3 separate regions of the Homo sapiens genome follow, and all the other regions are linked to region 2. Evidence: chromatin loops called from intact Hi-C (ENCODE). Cell type or tissue: endothelial cell of umbilical vein. All regions are shown on one strand. Each heading gives the region's core, and the rest is flanking DNA. Links, peaks and the distances in the headings are about the cores only. Region 1 overlaps ICA1-AS1 (ICA1 antisense RNA 1). Region 2 overlaps COL28A1 (collagen type XXVIII alpha 1 chain). Region 3 overlaps ICA1 (islet cell autoantigen 1).

What was found. Hi-C counts contacts between places; a loop is a spot of excess contacts. Peaks named below come from ENCODE experiments on the same cell type or tissue, not always from the same donor. Only the 100,000 strongest peaks of a DNase experiment are listed, where the experiment ranks them.
Region 1: a loop joins it to region 2, with 20 times the contacts of the local background. A loop is called at or near these places in 22 of 110 quality-filtered maps.
Region 3: a loop joins it to region 2, with 12 times the contacts of the local background. A loop is called at or near these places in 49 of 110 quality-filtered maps.

The regions. Positions count from the first base shown.
Region 1 is chr7:8,291,782-8,300,333 of GRCh38, forward strand. The region is part of intron 3 of ICA1-AS1 (ICA1 antisense RNA 1); the gene reads left to right. Among named protein-coding and RNA genes, the nearest start is that of ICA1-AS1, 34 kb to the left of the region's middle. In endothelial cell of umbilical vein, for the core only: a CTCF peak has its summit at 4,481 (motif pointing left); a DNase peak (open chromatin) is centred at 4,470; H3K27me3 peaks cover 264 bases.
Region 2 is chr7:7,420,963-7,429,514 of GRCh38, forward strand. The region is part of intron 25 of COL28A1 (collagen type XXVIII alpha 1 chain); the gene reads right to left. Among named protein-coding and RNA genes, the nearest start is that of COL28A1, 110 kb to the right of the region's middle. In endothelial cell of umbilical vein, for the core only: a CTCF peak has its summit at 3,601 (motif pointing right); a DNase peak (open chromatin) is centred at 3,649; H3K4me3 peaks cover 357 bases; H3K27ac peaks cover 243 bases; H3K27me3 peaks cover 249 bases.
Region 3 is chr7:8,214,771-8,219,770 of GRCh38, forward strand. It overlaps ICA1 (islet cell autoantigen 1), which reads right to left. Exons shown (of 14, transcript NM_001136020.3): 6 at 3,535-3,733. It overlaps LOC124901587 (a long non-coding RNA gene), which reads left to right. Exons shown (of 3, transcript XR_007060207.1): 3 at 756-881. Among named protein-coding and RNA genes, the nearest start is that of ICA1, 45 kb to the right of the region's middle. RefSeq lists an enhancer at 169-1,368. In endothelial cell of umbilical vein, for the core only: a CTCF peak has its summit at 2,904 (motif pointing left); a DNase peak (open chromatin) is centred at 2,881.

The DNA.
Region 1 (8,552 bases), core at 1,754-6,753, 870 kb after region 2:
TCCTACTCCCTTAAAATTTATTCAGTAATCATCGGAAGCCCTGGGAAGCAAATTTCTGGAGACCCTATGCCTTTTCTGCTCATGCTTAAGTAGTATACCATCCTACTGTCAATTAAGATCATAAACACAGGCACAATTCAGTAATTAGATTGTGGGCCTAAGATAATAACCAGGCTCTGACCTCGATTTAACGGGCAGAGCTCCCTTGGCCCAGCCTGGGCCTGCTTACCCTGCTGTTTGTCCCTAAAAGGGCTCTCATTAGCTATTCTCTGTTTGCCCATGTTGAGCTTTTTGGTTTAAATCTGATGCCTTCCCCTGTAGGGCACTTTTGTGAGGCTTTGTGATTCCCTTCATTGGTGACTTCTCCTGCAGTCCCCTTGTTGCTGGCTGCAGAACCCCGTCAAGTCCAGGTGGCCACTTGTTCCTCCTGCTTTGGATCCTAGGAATTTGGCCTTGCACCCAGCTTCTTGCTGCTGCCCTCTAGGACCTGCATTGGGCCAGACTCAAGTTAGCTCTCTCTCATTTGCTGCCCACCTCTGCTCCACAGGAAACACTCTAGGGTTCTTTGACCTGAAAAACCCTGGAAATGCATGTGGGAGTAACTGTCCTCAAAGCAGTTATTCTACCATCCTTGGCCCTCTAGATTTCCTGGGCAGAAGGCAGAATGCAGGGCCAGTGTCCCCAAAATGCAGGGATGCCCCACTTAGGAATTCAAAGTGGACCCATGGGAGTCCCTCTCAATAGAGTGAGATGGTAGAAACTAATAACGAGGCAATTATTCTCCCCAAAGTGCTATCTTCACAAATATCCCTTCTCCTTTCGTCTCTCAGCTCTTTCATATCCTTGTAGTGAGTCAGATGGTTCAGAATTTATGCGGTGGGTTCTCAGAAATTTCCTTTCATGGTTTTTATATGACAGTTTTGTATCTCACTTTTCAATGTCATTCAATATTCTGTTACAATAATAATAACAATGACCTACGTTTAGCAAGCACAGCAATACCATGAGACAGGTGTGATCCATTTCCCCATTTTACAGGTGAAGAAATTGAAGCACAGAAAGATTAAGTAAAAAATGCCTGATGTGAACCTAACAAATCTTAAGTTTCTACTCTTAACCATTCTGCTGTGCTTCTGGTAGAAAACGTCCAAATATTTGAAGGCAATATCATGATATATTCAAAAGAATACTAAAAACCAAGTGGTATGTCAGGCTTGCAGAGTAAAATCTTTGGGTAACATTTCCGTTCTAAGTCTTAATTATTATTGCTTTAAAAGAAATATCGTTGGATTGCATTTCCTAAAGTGTGTTTGCATGAAATATTAGACCCAAGGTTCCTTCAATCATTCAACACATATTCACTGCATGCCACATAGGGAATTCTGTCCCTCTTGGAGATCTGCAATCTATTAACATGTTATAGATTCTAAAAGATCCTGTATAAATGTGTATTTATCCCCAAATTATTTGATATTGGATTTTCTGTTCAATTTTGGGGCAACACCAATAACATTCTTTGGAAGTTCCTTAGAATCAGCTTTTGGAAGTTAACTAATGAATTTACTGATTAATTCAGAGACAATGAATGAAAGTGCATGTACTAATTATTCTTTATTCATTTGACCTTGAAGAATGTTTAATTTGTGATCACCTTTTGCAGTAACTTGACAGATATTTCTAAACACATGTTAAACCTAACTTGGAAGTAAACCCATTTATAAAAAACACTGAAAATAATAAAGTAATAATGTGTTAACATCTGTATGTGTAAGATGTGAGGTTTGGTGCAGTGATTCTCAATCTTGCCTATTAGAATCACCTGGGAAGGTTTTAATTAACTGATGTCCACACCACATTCAGGCCAATTTAATCAGAATCTCTGAGGGTAGGATCTAATATTTTGATCCAGGGCTGTGATTTGAGTCTCCTTCAGTCCATGTGATAAATAACTTATATAATTAGGTGAATTGAAACTACCTCTCTGAAAAGGAGATGAAATTATCTACCACCAATAGATTTAGTCTGGTTGAAATAAAATGGATAAAATATATAAGAAATTTGGTCGGGCGCAGTGGCTGTAAGATTTTTGGCCAGGTGTGGTGGCTCATGCCTGTAATCCCAGCACTTTGGAAGGGAGAGGTGGACAGATCACTTGAGGTCAGGAGTTCAAGACCAGCCTGGCCAACATGGCGAAACCCTGTCTCTACTAAAAATACAAAAATTAGCCAGGCGTGGTAGCAGGTCCACGTAATCCCAGCTACTCAGAAGGCTGAGGGAAGATAATCGCTTGAACCTGGAAGGCAGAGGTTGCAGTGAGCCAACATCATACCACTACACTTTAGCCTGGGTGACAGAGACAGACTCTGTCTCAAAAATAAATAAATAAATAAATAAATAAATAAAATAAAATAAAATAAAATAATAAAAAAGTAAATTTAAAAAAACCCAACAAACCCAAAAATGTAAGGTTTTCTTAAAAAAAAAGAAAAAAGAAATGCATATACTTAACACTTTCACATCACGGCAATTATCTAGGATCTTCCTTATTGAGGCTTTATAATTTATGACCTTTTGTTTAAACTCCGCTCCTCATGTGGCTCCTGTTTATCAATTTTATATTTCCAAATTGCACTCTGCTGAAAATAATGAAATTAGATCAATATAGTTATGTTAATGGAGGTACCATGCAGCTCATTTGAAAGAGAATGCAATACATATTTTCATACGTCCTATATTACTCAACCCATTGATCAGAAAAGTGTTAATGATACAATGCTAGTATTTTGAATGTCTAAGAGGTCCATTGATGGCAACTTAGACATAAAAAGCTACTGAATGTTCATGAAACTGGAATAAATGACTGCATTGAATATATTTAAGTTATCCTTAATGTCCTGTTGTTAGCTGCAAATTTTATTCAAACTCATCTCAACTGTTATTCTTAAGACTTAAATAAATCAACCATGTATTTTTGTTCATCTTGGCTTACACAATTCTGTCATTTGTTTGAACAATAAGCATAATTCTGTTGCCAAATAAAAGAAAAACAAAATTATGGGGCTGTAAAAAACGCAGTACTAGAATGATGTGATTAAATAAGAACGAGCCAGAAGTATATTCCTACGTGAAGTCTTCTTCTTCTTCTTTTCTTTTTTTGGACAGGGTCTTGCTCTGTTGCCCAGGCTGGAATGCAGTGGTGCAATCACAGCTAACTGCAGCCTTTATCTGCCAGGCTCAAGTGATCCTCCTGCCTCCGCCTCCTCAGTAGGTGGGACTACAGGCATGTGCCACCATGCCTGGCTAATTTAAAACTATTTTTTAGTAAGGGTGGGGTCTCACTTTGTTGCCCAGGGCAGTCTCAAACTCCTGCACTCAAGTGATCCTCCCACCTTGGCCTCCTAAAGTTCTGGGATTACAGGTGTTAGCTACCACACTGGGCTGAAGTTTTCTTCTTTTGCATTTCTGTTCCTCATACTTCTTTGTGTTCTCTCTTGGTCTTTGTCTTTCTTCAGGTCTTGCTCTTGCCACGTACTGTTTCTTGTTTTGAGATTTGTATTTGTAGTGGGGGAAAACAATACGGAGAGTTTTTATGGAGTGGAGGAACTTCCAAGATACAGTATGTAGTATTTTTAGGAAATGGAAATCTATTAGATGCTTTCTCCCTGAGAAGGTAGTAAAAGTTGTGAGAATGAGAAGGAAGAGATGGTAATGCAAAAGAAACACTTGTTGGAATATTCTAGTGAGGGTGAGGATGCAGAGGGAGTCTTTCTGGAGAGAAAATAGATTTGTGTAAATGGAAGACTACTTAATAGTCTACGGAGAGAAACCAAAAGATTAGCAACAAAGGATATTAACATTTATTATTCATGCTTATTAAAAAAAGAGAAACTAAGGAATAATCTTGGGTATACCCATTCAATGAAAAAGTCACTTGTAAATTTCAGAAACGTGAACTGCCTTCTAGGGACTACTGTTTAAATGTCACCTACCTAAAAGGAATACATTTTAATTGGACTTTGATTGGCAAGCTCGTCACTACTTCCTTTGCCTTTATGAAAAGATCTGTTCCAACTGGCAACACCCAAGAGTGCAGCATTTTAAACAGGGAAAAGGTGAGCAAACACAATTACCCGCATCTAAGTCCTGTGATACAGGCAACTGTTTTAATATAATTCGTCTTCCTAGTTGTCATTTACTAACCTAAAGAGCATTATTGGGCTGATTTAGTTAAAAAACACCACCACCACCACCAAAAAACAAAAAACAAAAACATGGATGGAAAAGGGAAAGCAATAGAAAGGGAGTCTGAAGATTCTAGATTGAGTCCTGATGTCTCTGCAAATAGCTATGAAGTAACTAGAGCTTCAATTTCATCAACTGTCTAGGTAGGATGCCCTCCAAGGTCTCTAAGATTACAAATAGTGTGAATTAGCCGACAGCGAGCTAGAGCATATTTGCTTAAGCCAATAGTGACATCTGGTGGCTGCATATACCAATGACAGATTTAGCTACCTTCAAGCTTTCCCAAAGGCTTGGTAAGTCTTGTTTTTAAAATGGCTGCCTTTTCCATTTGAAAATATACCAGTGGCCAGTTGGAAACCTAACTGTTCAGATTTGGTTTCTCTACTTTATTATTTATATCATGAGTTTTTAGATTTTTATTTTTTATTAAGTAGGTGAATGAGCAACATGTTTTTCAGAGAATGACACTTTGATAACTCTTTTCTTGTAAATGCAGTATTATAAACAGAGCTCCAAATTCCTTTGGCTCTGTCGCTACTTCTCTGAAGCAGATGTACTTCCATGCAATTGATTGGATTAGTGGAGGTGTAAATTTAAAAATAAATAAATTAATTTGTTTATCCTCTCATTTAACTCCTACTCTTGCGTCAACCTCTGTGCTAGACAGGACAGATCCAGAAATAAAAGCACACCCCTGAACTACTGAGTTCTCTGGCTTCGAACCCAGGGAACTGACAACACATCAGCTGGGATTTGAGCTCCCTTTTTGTAAATATAGACAGAGGCAGGGTAAATCTCAATCTTCATTTTGTTTGTCATAATTTCTTGGTTTCCCTTTGATGGTGGTGAGGTCCTTACCCCTGCTTTCTGAATCCTAGTTCTCTTGTCTCCCACAACTCTAATTTTTTATACATAAATGAATACATAAGCAAGTGTACTTTTATGAAATGCATACTATTTCCCTCTCACATTTAAATTCTCAATTTGTGATGTGTAGAATCTTAATATTTCCTTTAGTGCAGAGTGACCGGCACCTCCAGTTTAATCCTTCTCCAAAATGGTTAACTCAGAATTCTCACCATTCCCAGTCTCGGTCTCCACCATGGTGCTTTAATTCTCTTTTTTTCAATACTATTTAAAAGTATCATCATTGGCCGGGTGTGGTGGCTCACGCCTGCAATCCCAGCACTTTGGGAGGCCGAGGCAGGCAGCCACCTGAGGTCAGGAGTTTGAGACCAGCCTGGCCAACATGGTGAAACCCCATCTCTGTTAAAAGTAAATAAATAAATAAATAAAAATACAAAAATTAGCCGGGCGTGGTGGCACACACCTGTAATCTCAGCTACTTAGCAGGCTGAGCCAAGAGAATTGCTTGAACCTGGGAGGCAGAGGTTGCAATGAGTAGAGATTGTGCCACTCACTCCAGACTGGGCGAAAGAGTGAGACTCCGTCTCAAAAAAAAAAAAAAATTATCATCATTATTATCTTGTCTGTTCCTGGTTCTTTCCTTACTATGTAAGAGAAGCAACCCAAGTCGCAGTGCATTTAAATGCTTTTCCTAAGGCTCTAGTAAGGGCAGTTAGAAATGGAAGCCGGAACTTTAGATGGTCTGGAGCGTGGTCTGGAGTCTTTACAACACACCCAAACTATCCGCACACATGGAAGGGTGAGAACCTCCCTATCCAATTCCTTTGCATCAGCTCCTCCTTCCTTTATTGTCTATGGCTTCTGGGACGATTGTGAATAAGAGAGTGATCCAACAACAGAATGTGGAGACAACCTCTCTCCCCTCTGTAGCTGTGTCCACTTTGGCTTTTGATACAGGGAGTAGAGTCACAGACAGGCATGTATTCACTTTAGTTTCCCTAGGAACGCAGACAGGTGGTTCAGACAGAAATCAGAATTATTTATACATGACTGTAGGAAAATATTTATTCAGGGAACTCTGACCATTTTATGCTTGAATCATTTATATTCTCTACTATTTAGAGCTGCAGTTGGCCTTGCTATCATTTATTTATTTGTACATTGAGTCAGTGAAGATAAATTTTCTTAATTTTTTTTTCCTTTTTTTTTATTTTATTTATTTATTTATTTTTATTATTATACTTTAAGTTTTAGGGTACATGTGCACATTGTGCAGGTTAGTTACATATGTATACATGTGCCATGCTGGTGCGCTGCACCCACTAACTCGTCATCTAGCATTAGGTATATCTCCCAATGCTATCCCTCCCCCCTCCCCCAACCCCACAACAGTCCCCAGAGTGTGATGTTCCCCTTCCTGTGTCCATGTGATCTCATTGTTCAATTCCCACCTATGAGTGAGAATATGCGGTGTTTGGTTTTTTGTTCTTGCGATAGTTTACTGAGAATGATGGTTTCCAATTTCATCCATGTCCCTACAAAGGACATGAACTCATCATTTTTTATGGCTGCATAGTATTCCATGGTATATATGTGCCACATTTTCTTAATCCAGTCTATCATTGTTGGACATTTGGGTTGGTTCCAAGTCTTTGCTATTGTGAATAATGCCGCAGTAAACATACATGTGCATGTGTCTTTATAGCAGCATGATTTATAGTCCTTTGGGTATATACCCAGTAATGGGATGGCTGGGTCAAAAGGTATTTCTAGTTCTAGATCCATGAGGAATCGCCACACTGACTTCCACAATGGTTGAACTAGTTTACAGTCCCACCAACAGTGTAAAAGTTGTTCATATTTCTCCACATCCTCTCCAGCACCTGTTGTTTCCTGACTTTTTAATGATTGCCATTCTAACTGGTATGAGATGGTATCTCATTGTGGTTTTGATTTGCATTTTTCTGATGGCCAGTGATGGTGAGCATTTTTTCATGTGTTTTTTGGCTGCATAAATGTCTTCTTTTGAGAAGTGTCTGTTCATGTCCTTTGCCCACTTTTTGATGGGGTTGTTTGTTTTTTTCTTGTAAATTTGGGTTCACTGTAGATTCTGGATATTAGCCCTTTGTCAGATGAGTAGGTTGCGAAAATTTTCTCCCATTTTGTAGGTTGCCTGTTCACTCTGATGGTAGTTTCTTTTGCTGTGCAGAAGCTCTTTAGTTTAATTAGATCCCATTTGTCAATTTTGGCTTTGGTTGCCATTGCTTTTGGTGTTTTAGACATGAAGTCCTTGCCCATGCCTATGTCCTGAATGGTAATGCCTAGGTTTTCTTCTAGGGTTTTTATGGTTTTAGGTCTAACATTTAAGTCTTTAATCCATCTTGAATTGATTTTTGTATAAGGTGTAAGGAAGGGATCCAGTTTCAGCTTTCTACATATGGCTAGCCAGTTTTCCCAGCACCATTTATTAAATAGGGAATCCTTTCCCCATTGCTTGTTTTTCTCAGGTTTGTCAAAGATCAGATAGTTGTAGATATGCGGCGTTACTTCTGAGGGCTCTGTTCTGTTCCATTGATCTATATCTCTGTTTTGGTACCAGTACCATGCTGTTTTGGTTACTGTAGCCTTGTAGTATAGTTTGAAGTCGGGTAGTGTGATGCCTCCAGCTTTGTTCTTTTGGCTTAGGATTGACTTGGTGATGCGGGCTCTTTTTTGGTTCCATATAAACTTTAAAGTAGTTTTTTCCAATTCTGTGAAGAAAGGCATAGGTAGCTTGATGGGGATGGCATTGAATCTGTAAATTACCTTGGGCAGTATGGCCATTTTCACGATATTGATTCTTCCTACCCATGAGCATGGAATGTTCTTCCATTTGTTTGTATCCTCTTTTATTTCCTTGAGCAGCGGTTTGTAGTTCTCCTTGAAGAGGTCCTTCACATCCCTTGTAAGTTGGATTCGTAGGTATTTTTTTCTCTTTGAAGCAATTGTGAATGGGAGTTCACTCATGATTTGGCTCTCTGTTTGTCTGTTGTTGGTGTGTAGGAATGCTTGTGATTTTTGCACATTGATTTTGTATCCTGAGACTTTGCTGAAGTTGCTTATCAGCTTAAGGAGATTTTGGGCTGAGACAGTGGGGTTTTCTAGATATACAATCATGTCATCTGCAAACAGGGACAATTTGACTTCCTCTTTTCCTAATTGAATACCCTTTATTTCCTTCTCCTGCCTAATTGCCCTGGCCAGAACTTCCAACACTATGTTGAATAGGAGTGGTGCGAGAGGGCATCCCTGTCTTGTGCCAGTTTTCAAAGGGAATGCTTCCAGTTTTTGCCCATTCAGTATGATATTGGCTGTGGGTTTGTCATAGATAGCTCTTATTATTTTGAAATATGTCCCATCAATACCTAATTTATTGAGAGTTTTTAGCATGAAAGGTTGTTGAA
Region 2 (8,552 bases), core at 1,390-6,389:
AATGATACAGTCATTTCACTCCTACATATACACCCAAAGAAAATAAAAATGTATGTCCACTTAGAGACTTGCATATGAATGCCCTTAGCAGCATTATACATAATCATCCAAAACTAGAAACAGCCTAAATGCCCATCAACTGGTGAATGGACAAAGTGCTGTAAATTCAGCAATAAAAAGGAATAAACTATGAATAAATGCCATAACATGAATGAACCTCAAAAACATTATTACTGATGAAAGAAGCCAGATATATGATTACATTTATAAATAATACCCAGAAAAGGTAACTCTATAGAAACAAAAAGTAGATTAGTCACTGCCAGGGGCCAGGGACAGCAACATGGATTAACTATAAATGGTCGTGAGGGATTTTACTGGGGGGATAAAAATGACCTAAAACTGATTTATGGTGATGGCTGTATAGCTTAGTAGCAAATTTACTTAAAGAACCATTGAATTTTATACTTAAAAAGGATGAATTCTAGAATGTGTAAAATATGCCTGAATAAAGTAATAAAGAAAAAAAAGAACCAGGGTCAGGCTTTGAACTACCACCCAAGACCTTTAGCCTTAGGTCCTGTTTTGCCCATATCCTGTTACCAGCTAAACAGCTTCCAGCTTCCAACACTGCAAAAACCATAAATTACAAGAAATGTTGAAGTTGTTCATTCAGAAAAACAGTCCATCTTTTAATTTACTTTCTACTTATAAACTCTAAAATACTTCCAGATAACCCAAGCCCTTAAAAGGACGGGGGCCACTTTAAAACTGTACTTTATTACTGACTTAATTCTTTTAATATCTACTTTCATAATTATGTATTTCTATTTTGCTTACAGACCACTTTTATTATACTGTCTCCATCTGTTCCACTTAGTACTTAGCTGCTTCTAAGGCTACGGGTGCTAATTATCTCTTTAACACCTCTCTCCTACTGACTCCCATCTTTGAGGGTCCCCAAGTTCCTGCCAGCTGAAAGGATCACTCCAACATCAAGGGCTCCAAGTAGAGAACATGAAAACCCTGTAGTACATACATTTCCATTAGCACTCCTTTCTTGAGTACCTATGAAGTACTTTCAAAGGGAGAGTGTGTAAGTTCACTGCCTGAAGTTCTCCAACTACACCTGACTGATTCATACACTTTGCTACATCTTAAAAGGACATGTCTTTTCTCTTCCAAACATTTTGACACTCTCCAACAAAACAAGTCAAGCATAGTTAAGTAAATCTTACCCAAAATCATCGAAAGTTTCATCAAAAATAATACTCCTCTTTGCTCAGTCACCCCAACCCACCCCAGATTTGGTGGCTTCCTCTCATTCATTTCCGTTCACCTGTGCCCTTCCAAGATGAGGTGAAAAGGTTAGGAAGGATATGGCCAGGTTGGGCGCAGTGGCTTACACCTGTAATCCCACCACTCTGGCAGGCCGAGGTGGGTGGATCACATGGTCAGGAGTTTGAGATCAGCCTGGCCAATGTAATGAAACAGTGTCTCTACTAAAAATACAAAAATTAGCTAGGCGTGGCGGCAGGCACCTGTACTCCCAGCTACTGGGGAGGCTGAGGCGGGAGAATCACTTGAACCCGGGAGGCAGAGGTTGCAGTGAACCAAAACCACGCCATTGCACGCCAGCCTGGGTGACAGAGTGAGACTCTGTCTCCAAAAAAGAAAAAAAAAAAGGAAGGATATAGCCAGACACCATGTGCCTCCTGCTGTGATACATTAGAGAATACACCACCCTACCTATCAATATTCTGGCCTAGAAAAAACTGAACCTGGATGTAAACACGTCTCTTGACCTACCAGCTTTGAGTGTCCCCAAGTTCCTGCCGGCTATTACTACCAGCTTACAGTAATAGACGGAAGAGGGAGAAACACGTTACACAACACCATGAGGATATCATCAGCAAATCCGCAAGTACAAATAACACATACACTAACTGCGAGCTAAAAACAAGGGAGGAGTCTACTTTGATTAAGAGAGATTTAAGAGCTATTTCAATCAAATGCAATGTGTGGGCATGATTTGGATCCCAATCCAAACAAACCAATTGCAGCAAATGGGTAAGACAAGCTTGGAAATGTGAATGCTGGATATTTGCTATATTAAGGAATTGTTCATTTGTTTTAGGTTTGATAATAGTATTGTAGTCAAGTTTTTAAAAAGAGTTCTTACATTTGAATGACAAATGCTAAAGCTTTATATGGATGATGTCTGAGGATTGCTTCAGGATAATGTGGTGAGGGGAGGAGTGAAGAATATAGCTAAAACAAGATCAACTATGTGTTGATAATTGTTAAGGAAGTGTGATATGTAAATGAGAGTTCATTTCACTAGTCTTTCCACTTTTGTGCATGCTTAATTTTCATAATTGTTTTAATACAATTTTTAAAAATCCATAAACAATATCCAGCAAAAGTCTCTCCAGTGAACCTGAGATAGTGTTGCTGTAATAGACCCCCTTAATAATAATTCATGATTTTAAAGATATTAAAACTGGGCAAAGGGGAGGAGCACACAGGTAGATTCAACATCATTAGAATTTACATCTGTCGTGTGTATTCTTGGGATGTACCAAATGTTACATAATTTTTTTTTTAACATAGGGATACGGAGAGAAGGCAAGATTTTTTTTTAACAAAGTAGTATGTTTTAAGAAAAAATTTGACACTGTAGTATTTAATTCATGATTTTTTTTGTGTGAGAATGTTAGCTAAAACCTCCCCTCAACTAGTATTAATTACACTAATACCCACACATGGGAAAGCAAGCGGGAAAAGCAGTTAAAATAGGTCCATAGTTTACCTCAGGCCAGCCTTGTCAATGCTCAGTGTTGCTATTCATTCTCTCCTTCACAGTCTCCCTTATTCACGTCCCCCTAACCCTCAACCTTTGGGAGTATCTGAAGGCCAACTGCAGTAGGACAGCTGACCCTGTAGATACCTTACTGTTCTCTCTGTCCCGCAGCCTCAGCCAATGAATTTAAGATGTGTTCCATGTCATCTGTGGTCCTTCAGTGTTCACCTAAAACAAACTGTCCATCCTTATCCATATAATTGTTGACATATAGCTATGTTTCACATATCTAAATAATCTTTTGTATCTTTCAAACTACGGGAAAATAATGACTTATAGCAATGCTTTTGTGAATCTAATAGACTTTAAATCAAGTCTTAACGTTCTGCAGATATTAGAATTGGTCTGTAACACGGCATGAGAGTTGTTCCTCAGTGTATATGTACCATACTTTGATAGATGGGAACATTAGGCATTTAATGATCTGAGAATCCACAGAAGTAGTGTCTCTCCACTATGGTGGGGTCTTTGAAAATGATCTTTTGTGGTTCCATGGGCCGTGTGTCCATGTTAGGCCACCACACCTGGTAAATGTGAGCAAGAGAATTGCGGACAGGTCTTGCTTGGCCATTTGACGGCACTGGTTTTGTCATAAGGCAGCACCGTAGGTACCTAAGAAGTGCGTTGACCTGTGATATTTTCAGATACACAGTTTATTGTCAGTGGATACAGCAATATTCACAAATAAAGGAATTACAACAGGTTGTCGCATAGCTGGACATAGCTTCCCACGCAACAGCTGAGGGTTGTTGGAGCCTGCAGAGGGAGCCCTTGTATTAGGAGATAATGAACAGACGTGCGAGCAAATTCTAGAGTCGCCATTGGTAACAACATCTATCACTTTCCTAAGATGACAGTCTTAGCCTTACCCCTAACCCCTGCACCCACTCTCTCAAAAGAAGAATAACGGACTGTTTAGATGGCATACCACTTCCTCTTGGCCCGCCAAAGGGATTCTAGATGGGAGATACTACTTTCATTTTCACAGGAAACGGCCAAATTCAGGACTGTCTGCAGTATTTGTGCATATGAACTTAACAAATGATTCAGTGAAGACCACCTAGACCATAACCTTGCAGAGTGGATAATTTTAACTCCTTTAAAAATACACATCATCTTATGATGGTTCTAAAACTCACACATTGAAGCTTTCCCTTTTTAAATGAAAGAAGAAAGAGGAGAGCAAACACATTCATTCATTTTCTCATTAGTAAATCTTCACTTTGGTTAATATTAAAACTATTATAATAAATAATAAATAAAAATAATACTTATTAAGTTTATTATGCAGCAGGAAGTTTTCATTCATTATCTTACCTGATCTTATCAACATCAACTTATTCCATTTTACAGATAAGGAAACTGAGCTACAGCAGGATACATGACTTGCCAAAAACCAGGCAGTCTGAAGCAATTCAAACCCAGGTATGACTCCAGAACCCATCTCCCATTTTGATGTGGACTGGGACTAGATGCAAGACGCTAACTTTTCCATAGACTTTCTTCCAGCTGTCATTTAATGCAAAGACCTCGGCTGTTTGGCTGTGAAACTGTAAAAGTCCTTTCCCTACATCGCCAGTCACACCCTCTCAAGGAGAAGAACATCCTGGATTATAAGATTCATCCTGTATTACACAGGTCCCACACGACCTGCACAAGAATCCAGCCCTCTAAGTCTTCCCGTCCCATTTTCCCTCCGTTGCTAATCCTTGGTTTTGCGGTTTACTCCAATGTGTTAATTGACTTCATTCCAGATCTCCTACCTATACCAGTTCTTAATCTCTCTTCTTATCCATCCTACAATGTGTGTGATTTGGCAGCGTGATGCATAAAATGGCTACTACCACTAATTATATTTGAATTTGTTAGGATTCATAAAGATGTTTTACATACATTAGTCTATTAATTTATCATAATAAACCTGTGAAGTAGGCATTATTATCCCAAATCACAGATAAGAATGCTAAGCCTCAGGGAGACTAAACGACTTGCTGAGGTCACACAGCTAATAAGTGGCAAGGTTTCAAGGTGGAGCAGTGACAAGGAAACAACCCATTATACCTTATGAGTTTTCTAAAAATATCAATATAATATTTGAGGAAATAATCAGCCCATTAGATTATTTTCCTCCCCCTTACTCCCCCACACACTAATGAGGCTTTAATCATACTCTCTCCCTTTGTGCCAGCTAAGTTGCTGCCACTCTTTGAGAAGAAGGTGGAAGCAAGATATACTTGTTCCAAAAGTGATTTCATGCTTTTTCTACTTTGGGGACAATAAAAGCAAATTAAATTCACTGTGAAAGAATCAGCCTCTTAAGGATGTTCCAAGGAATGGTACTCTAAAGATTCTGCTAAATGATGAAACTGAGGAATGACTGGGTTTTAAAATAAGGTAGAAGTCAAAGTGATGATAGCAGCTGCCTTATGTTTCTTTCTTTCTGGTTTTTAAATAAAATTAAGATATAACTACTCCAACTACCACAAACATAGGCAGAACTCTGGAATGAATTACATAATTCCACCTATGTCATGTGTTAGGACCTCTAGAATACCTCACTCGTGGTAGCCAGAATGTCAATGGAAGTTTTAGAGGCTTTTTTCTAAGTATATGCACATATTGGCAATGTGTATTGATTATTGAATGACCGTTGTCATATGACTCAGTCATTTCTCAATGACACCCTTTAATATGAATAGGAAGATAGTACCAACTGTCAGCATGATCATCATGGGGATGAGAAAATAATTATACAAATGCTAGAAAACAAACTTCTCAAATTGCTACATTTCCTCTCAAGTATTTTCTCACCTTTAAATTTCAAATTATTTAAAGTATTTTCAATTACTTGAATCAATTTATCTCCTAAAACTTTAATATTCACCCCAAAACAGCTGTATCTCATAGTCCCTGACAATTTTAAAACTTCTTATTTTTTCCTTTTCTCAAAATCATCTCATCAAAGATGAGCAAATGATGGCCTTTTGCCAAGAACTTCACTGGAGAGCAAGAGTCTTTCTTATTTAGCTTGGTTAGAAACCTTGAAAACATAAATATTGATACTGCCCCTTACGACAGTGAGAAGAGCAGGCTGTCTTGTACTAAAACTGAATATAATTTTCCACTGGGAGAAAGTTCCTCCAAGTCTGCATGATCAAAAATAACAATATGTTTATGGTGATGTGGGCAATGAATGTTAAGGGGATTTACCATGTGTCTCCAGGGCTGAAGGAAAAGTACGTACATACTCATAAGAAGAGAAATACAAAGCTAGGAAAACAGCAAGGAGAGATGAAAGCAATATTCAAAGTCATGAGGTGGACTACTAGAGTGCAGCTCAGATTTTAGAGATCAGGCATATAACTGCATTGGGGAGTAACCTTGAATAGTCACCTTTTCCTGGTCTTGGATATGACCCTTTCTGAAACCTCTGGGTCAAACTGCCTAGGGTCTAAACTTTGTATGGCTCTGGCTTTAATTAGTTCTGTTTTGGGCTGATTGTCCAGGCTGAAGCAATTTTGCAGTCATATTATAGGGAGGTGGCTTTCTTCAAGTCCACTTTGGAATTACATGCCCTTAACTTCATTAAGTCTGTATCCTAGGCCAGCCCTCCTTGTTGGGCACTGTTCAAAAATGGAGTTCCTTGTCCAGTCTATGTCTGCCAATGGAATTCACACATTCCTAATGCATCTCTGTGTGAATCGGTCCTCTGTTCCACCAATGCCTGTTGGTGGAGTGTACATATGTGAGCCATTGCAGAGAACAGAGGGGCAATTCAGATGCTGGGAACATTTTTAGAATAATGATACTCAGTGGAATTCCACATAGACTTGCATTTTATGGCTATGGGTCACTTTTGTCAAATAAAGCATGTATTTACAATACTCAAACATTTAAAGTTACTGAAAAATATTTAACTCTTTTGGGTTTGGGGTTTATGCTTCTCTTTAATGTTTATATAATTTAAGTTTTGACAATAGAAAAGCTAGGCTGAAAGGGGAAACAATCCAACTGCACACACAAAAGAGTGCCTAGATAGAAGACGGACAGCATAGGAGATTGAGCATCTGTGGATCAGGGTAAGTCATGCTTTCTGCTCTGATTTATTCATCCATTTAGTTTTTCATTCATTCATCCATATCCATAGCCCCTCTCATATACAAAACAAATGTAGTATCAAAAATGTTTCTATTGTAAAGAGACAAGTTGCTCAACCTTCTGGTTCTTCATTTCTTCATCTATAAAACAGGGGGACTGTTAAAAATGTCATAATATTCTGGAAATATTTAGGTAATACATAATCATGACAATGATAATAGTAATTATACCTGTAATAACAACAACAATCCAACAAGTCTTTTCTGCCAACAGACTTATGCCAACAACTTGATGGTTAAGAGGTCCTAACCCCAAATCCAGGTTAGATCTCCTCTGTGCAAAGATTAGGCTAAGTTCAACCACTCCAAGGCTTTGGAGCGGGTCATAGCTTTTTCTGTGATGATCCAGCTCCCTGAGAGGGCCTGAAAAAAGCTAAGAGACGGGCACGGTAGGCTGTACCTGCCCTTAGTGAACTCAGGAGAGCCACGTCTTATATTCCTTTTCTATGAGGCCAGAAATAAACTCTTATATCAGAGACATCAGGAAATCAGACCTTATGCTACATGTACCTTACAAAGCTTTGGGGGTGAAAACACAGGAACAGAGTTATCTGCAGCTCCTCGAAGAGAAATGAGACGTATGGCATGTTTGCCCTCAAACCACAAGAAGTGCCCTTAATATCTAAGGCTCCAGAGAAGAAAAGCAGGCTGTGATGAGTGGGGCTTGGAGCTTGGCTTCCCCATCAACGAGCCAGGAGATTGGATCCAGGAGTGAGGACACTGGATGAGCACTTCCCACTTAGCAAGAAACCAAATTATCAGTTCCTCTTCCCAGCATGTTTCAAAGGTGAGTTTAAAATCTATATCTCCTCTCTCCTTCAAAGTTGTAGTTTTTACAAGAATTTTAGAAATATCTCAGAAGGTCTTGCCGAATTTGAATTAAATTCAAGGTAATTGTATCCAGAAGGACAATAACCACTGATGTTGCAGGGAATTTTTCCACTTGGAAAAGAGCCACGGAGAACCACAAGGGTGCTAGATGTCAGCAACTGCTTTTTATATGTTTTGAAACACAGAAGCTTTGAGTTTAATGTCTGTGTCATATGCTAAACACATGTGACCTTAACTAAACAGCACCAAAACCCACCATAAATTCATCGTCAACCTTAATGGTTTCCTCATTTCAAAACACATTTGTTTTGTAAGTTAATGCCTTAAGGCCACAATTTTAAGGCGACTACACAAAGCTTAAATGAAAAACATATCAGGATCCATATGGCTCTACTACCACACACACATATATACAGTTTCACTGTCATTTTAACTCAAAAGGGGAGAAATTTTGCACACATTTGGGTCCTGTGCTTCCGCTGCCATGGACAATTTTTGGTATTTTCAGAATTTCCCGTACTTTACCAAGCAAGAAGGGCAAAGTTAACTGGAATTATCTTCCTTTCTTTGCCAGTTTCTGTCTATGAATCTCCCTCTCTCTCTCTCTCTCTCTCACATACACACACACTCTCTTTCTCTCTGTGCTCTGTGTGTGTGTGTGGGGGGGGGGATGGTGTGTGTGTATGCGTGTGTGTTTCCAG
Region 3 (5,000 bases), core at 1-5,000, 790 kb after region 2:
ATCATTTCAGTCATGCTCACTGTGTGCTATTTAAAAGGTTTCTTGGCAATCTGAAGACACTATGAAAAAAGCCTTGGTTGGAAGTGAAAATACACTTGAACTTGCGATTTATTTATGCTTATTCTACTTATTTCTAAAGACAATGAAGAGCTCAGCAATTAAAGTGGTGCTACCACGGAATCTGGTAGAGGTCAGAACAGCCCATTTCTCTCTGGTCTACCTCCCCCTTCATTTCATGGTTACCTTATGTCTCATCCGGGTTTGTGTAAAAGCCTCCCAGTAGTTCTCCCAGCCTCCAAGCTTAGGCCCTCGCAATCCCTTCTCCACCTTACAAAGAACACAAACCTGATCATGCCTCCTGCCTTCCCTACACCCTCCCACTACTCCGTCCCCTTAGAGCGGTGTCTTTTCTATTCCAGTCCTGTCTCCCTTTCTAACCCCATGGTCAGGGCACCCCCATCTCCACACTCACCTCACCTTCTGTGCTCTGGTTCTAAGCACGCTGCTCCTTTCCCCTAAAAGGCCTTTCGTAAATTGCTTTCTCAGCCAGGAATGCTGCTCTGTTGCTTCTACTCCTTCTACCCAGCTCTTTCCTACCCATCCTTCACATTTTGTTTAGTGCCACCTCCTCCAGGAAGCCCCTTCCAGGAGCTCCTGCAGCACCACGTGCCACCATAGACACTACTGTTCACCATGCGCCACCACAGACACTACTGTTCACCATGCTGTACTATGTTTACTTGCTCTATCCACAGATGACTGCACAAGACAAGATGGCAATGATCAATCTGCCTCCTTACTGCTGTATTCCCCTGGATGCTGCCTGAACAGGGCCCAGCTTCAATATCATTTGTTGAATGGACAAATAAATGAATGAGTGGATACTAAGGAATCCAAATAGGGAGATCACATCCATGAGGTATGAATTAGAATTTTGTCTCCACCAGAAAGTGTGAACTCAAAAAAGAGAATTTATAGCAAAATACTACTTTAGCTCAGGATTCATCCTTTAAGACGTGAAGGTGGCAGCCGGCCCCGAGGAGACTGAAACTCCCCCTCCCACAGTCACTCCTGAGGAGCCACTTGCAGCTGGATAGCTCTCCTAGATGACTCAGAAACACGTTTAGGTAACACATCCCTGGGAGAGAAATGGAGACTCTGTTTAAAATGGAATCCTACTGGGACAAAACACTAAAGCTTGCTCAAAGTTAAATGTCATGTTGTAAACTCCAAGTGAAGGGAAAACTCCACAATTTAAATTCATTCTAAAGAGGGCAGCAAGCCTCACATTAATAACGCAACTTCTTACCTGCAAAACCACATAAGTCAATTTCCAAAACATCATGAGGTCAGCTGCAAATGGCGGGAATGCCCTACAGGTTTGAGAAAACATGGGTGTGGCACTTCCAAATCAGTGCCTGGAATCTTGTCATCTGTTATGTATGTGCTCATTTGGGGTCAAGTGCTGGACTGGCCCTGGGGTGATGGCTGTGAAGATCCCCAACATGGTTTCTGTCCTTGTGGAGAGTCTGGTCTAATCAAATATACACTTGAAGACAGGCTTATTTAAAAAAAGATTCTAAGTACACCATGTTTAGCTGTTAAATTGAATCCAGCACACATGGGATTGGGGAGTAAGGCTTCAGCAACTTCTGCATGGCAAAGGATTTTTTTTTAAAAAAACATGTTTTCCAAAATCAACAGACTGATGACACCAAGGAATGGGTAATGTTTCAACACTCAAACCAAATGACGAACGGGCTTGGTTTTTATTTCGTCCTTACAGTTAGTAACCACCCCCACAAAACAAAACCAAAAAAAAAATTCCACATAAAATTCTTCTGCCTTCCAGAATAATCATATATTTATCTTTATTACCTGGCACATAGGAGGTGTTCAATAAATATTAATTGAGTGAATAAATCACAAGAGAGGAATTAGTATGAAAGGCCTTTTTCAATTTTAGGTATTCTCTCTTAGAGAAGAAAATTATGTGTATTTTGAATGATTCTGACTCTCATTTACCTCTCTGATCTTGGGCTAATTTCCTAACATGGGTATCATTTTCCTCGCTTATAAAATAAAATCGGTGTCTTGGTTATTGTGAGGAGTAAAGGAGGCAACAGATACAAATGATAAGCACTCTGCCCTGCAGGCAATTTTTTTCACCCTCTTCATTCTCCTCAACCCTCAAATAAAGTGCTAAAGACAAACCAAATTATTGGCCTGATTAGAAAGTTAGAAAACTTCAAAAGTAGCCTGGGCTCACCAGCATCTAGCTAGCAATCCTTTAAAAATGTTATTTACAATTTTGGGGCTTTGATTTTTCTCTTCTATAAGATGAGCGAGTTTCACCAGAGGATCATGAGCAGCCTTTTTAGTCCTGATTTTCTATGATTCAGAAGCCTACCTTTTGAAGAAGTCAGATGTTGCTGACACATGAAGAACATCTGCGATCAGAAATAAAATGGACCCTGCTTTCTCTTCAGAGGGAAGGGTTCTAAATCACAAACCAAGATAAAACTTGACTTTAAAGAAATCAATCTATATCTAGGTCAAGAATTGGTGACCGTATTCTTAAGGACCAGAAGGTCCCTCCTTCCCTCCACCTCTACACAGCTAACCTCCAACGCAAGTGATGGTTCTATTTGTAGCTCTGCAATAATGTACATAATAAGAAATCTAGGGATTTTAAGCAATATCACAATTACAAATGGATCATTTGAAGTGAGTAAGACAGTTGACACAATATTATGTCAAGCCTAACATTTGGCTGATTCTTTTTTCTTTCACACTCTGAAATATATCCAGGCGACCAAACAAAGAACTACCAAGATTGTACACAACAAAAATCTCGCTGCATTTTCATAAATATTCAGTGTAAGACTGCCACCTAGTGGTGTGATGTATTCTTGTATGACAAAATCAAACTGCTAAATTGACACAATTAAAAAACCAACAAGATTGTTCTTTACTGCTCACCAAATCTTTCAGTGCATATCCAAATCTTTAAGAGCATAGCCATCTCTTCAGCCACATATTTTCCTCAGAAAAATTTCTGAGGAATGCTGCATGAGTTAACCCTGCAACTAAACCCCACTGCTTCTGAACATATCGCAAAACAAAGGAGCATTATTATTCTATTAATTTTAATATGCATTAGCGATTTTAAAAGATTTCCCCAGTAGTCTGTTCTAACCTCCCAGATTCATTTGATCTAATCTTGATTTTTAGTTATGCATGAAAAGGCATTTAAATGTGACAATCTTACAAAAAGTGCACATTATAAGAAAATCTGACTTCAATTAAAAGCAGTTATGAAATCCCAGCAATTTCCAGCTGTCTCTTCTATCTTATCCTTTAGAGAATTATGTATCACATTAATTGGTATTCTGTCACATAAAAAGACACCAGCGATGATTAATTGCATCCTTGGTGCTTTTGAGTTATGTCTTCTTCACCAGAGGGATTCAAATCACACCTCATTACCTTCCAGCAGGTACCCCTTCTGCTAACCCTCATAAAACCTCCTACCTTCCTGAACTTCTCCATTTGCTTGTAGAGGTCTGGATCAAGCTCCTGAGACACGTCCTTCATCCATAATAGTGCTCCTCTATATTCCGTCCTGCACTGTTCCATGCGGTTCACCGTCAGCCAAGTATCTGAGATGGCCCGATGCCGAAAAGTCTCCACTTCTTGGTGAAATCGACACAAAGGATTTCGTAAGGCCAACCTAGACAAGAGGACAAAGCCACACTCTCAAAACTAAGCCAGTGAGCAATTTAAATCCTTGACATTCTGCCAATCTTAGACTCGTGAGTCTAGAACAGTACCTGGAATGTAGAAGATGCTCCATCAATATTTGCTGAATAATAATCGAAATGCATGTAGTTCCAACTGATTAGTCAGCCAGAGAAGATTATCCATGTACCCATCCCTTAGTTTACTGCTACTAACTGGACCACTGGCAAGCACCTCCATCCGCGTTGTTGGGGGTGGTCTTGAGCCTGGGCTGAGTGCTCATTTGAAGCTGGGGCCAATCCCGTGTTCATGGAGGATGGCCAAGGCATGACCACTGCCCATTTCTACATTTGGCCCTTTGAGGAGGAATGGAGCGTATGTGATTAGCATCTCTCCGACTAGGCCATTTTAGATCACTCTCCAAAGGCCAAGGCATCTGCTGCTCACTCCAATAGTCACAGAGGAATGAAATATGAGCAGAAGCATTTTGAAATGGTATAGGAAGGGGGACCAGCACATTTACTGAGAGGCTGTCGTGTGTTAGCACTTTCAGATAGGTTACATGATTTAATCCTTGTTAAAAAAACCTTGAGGATACTATACCAGAAATGAAAGTGATGAAGTAGGTGTAAAATTATTATAATGTTGGCTATAACATATGCCCTTTACCCAGCCAAAAAACATTTAAGGCATATTAAACTTTGGATAAAATACTTATCTTGGGGAAAAACACTGCTTCTTCCATCTCCCTACCCAAAAATGAGCAATGTCAGATGAATTATACTCTTAAAATATACTCTTCTTCATGAAGTTTCAGGGCACAGGTGCCAAAAAATGAATATTTAAATTTCAATTTAAATGCAAACTTATTTAGCTAAAGGGAACAATGGTGTCAGTGAACTGAAGTCAGCTTTTGGAAATTCCATCAACGTCTGCAATGCCTTACGTGCGTGTAGCACGGTAAGATTACAAATGGTGCAATGAACTATTTAAGAAAAAATTTCCTTTTACTATTTCCCCTAGTTTTCTTCTTCTCTGTAAAGTATTGTTTTTAAATATTGAGTACTTGTATAAGAATAACCTGCTCACACTGTCCTACCTAGATGTTGCAGATTATTTTCAAAGACATTGTTGTGCCATAAAGTAAGCTTGTTATCCCTGTTGGTTTAATTTAATACTCACCTTTCATCAAATAGAATATATGGCTGTTGCAATGACTACCAAATAAGTCTGTAAAACAAACACTGGTGTGAAGGTTT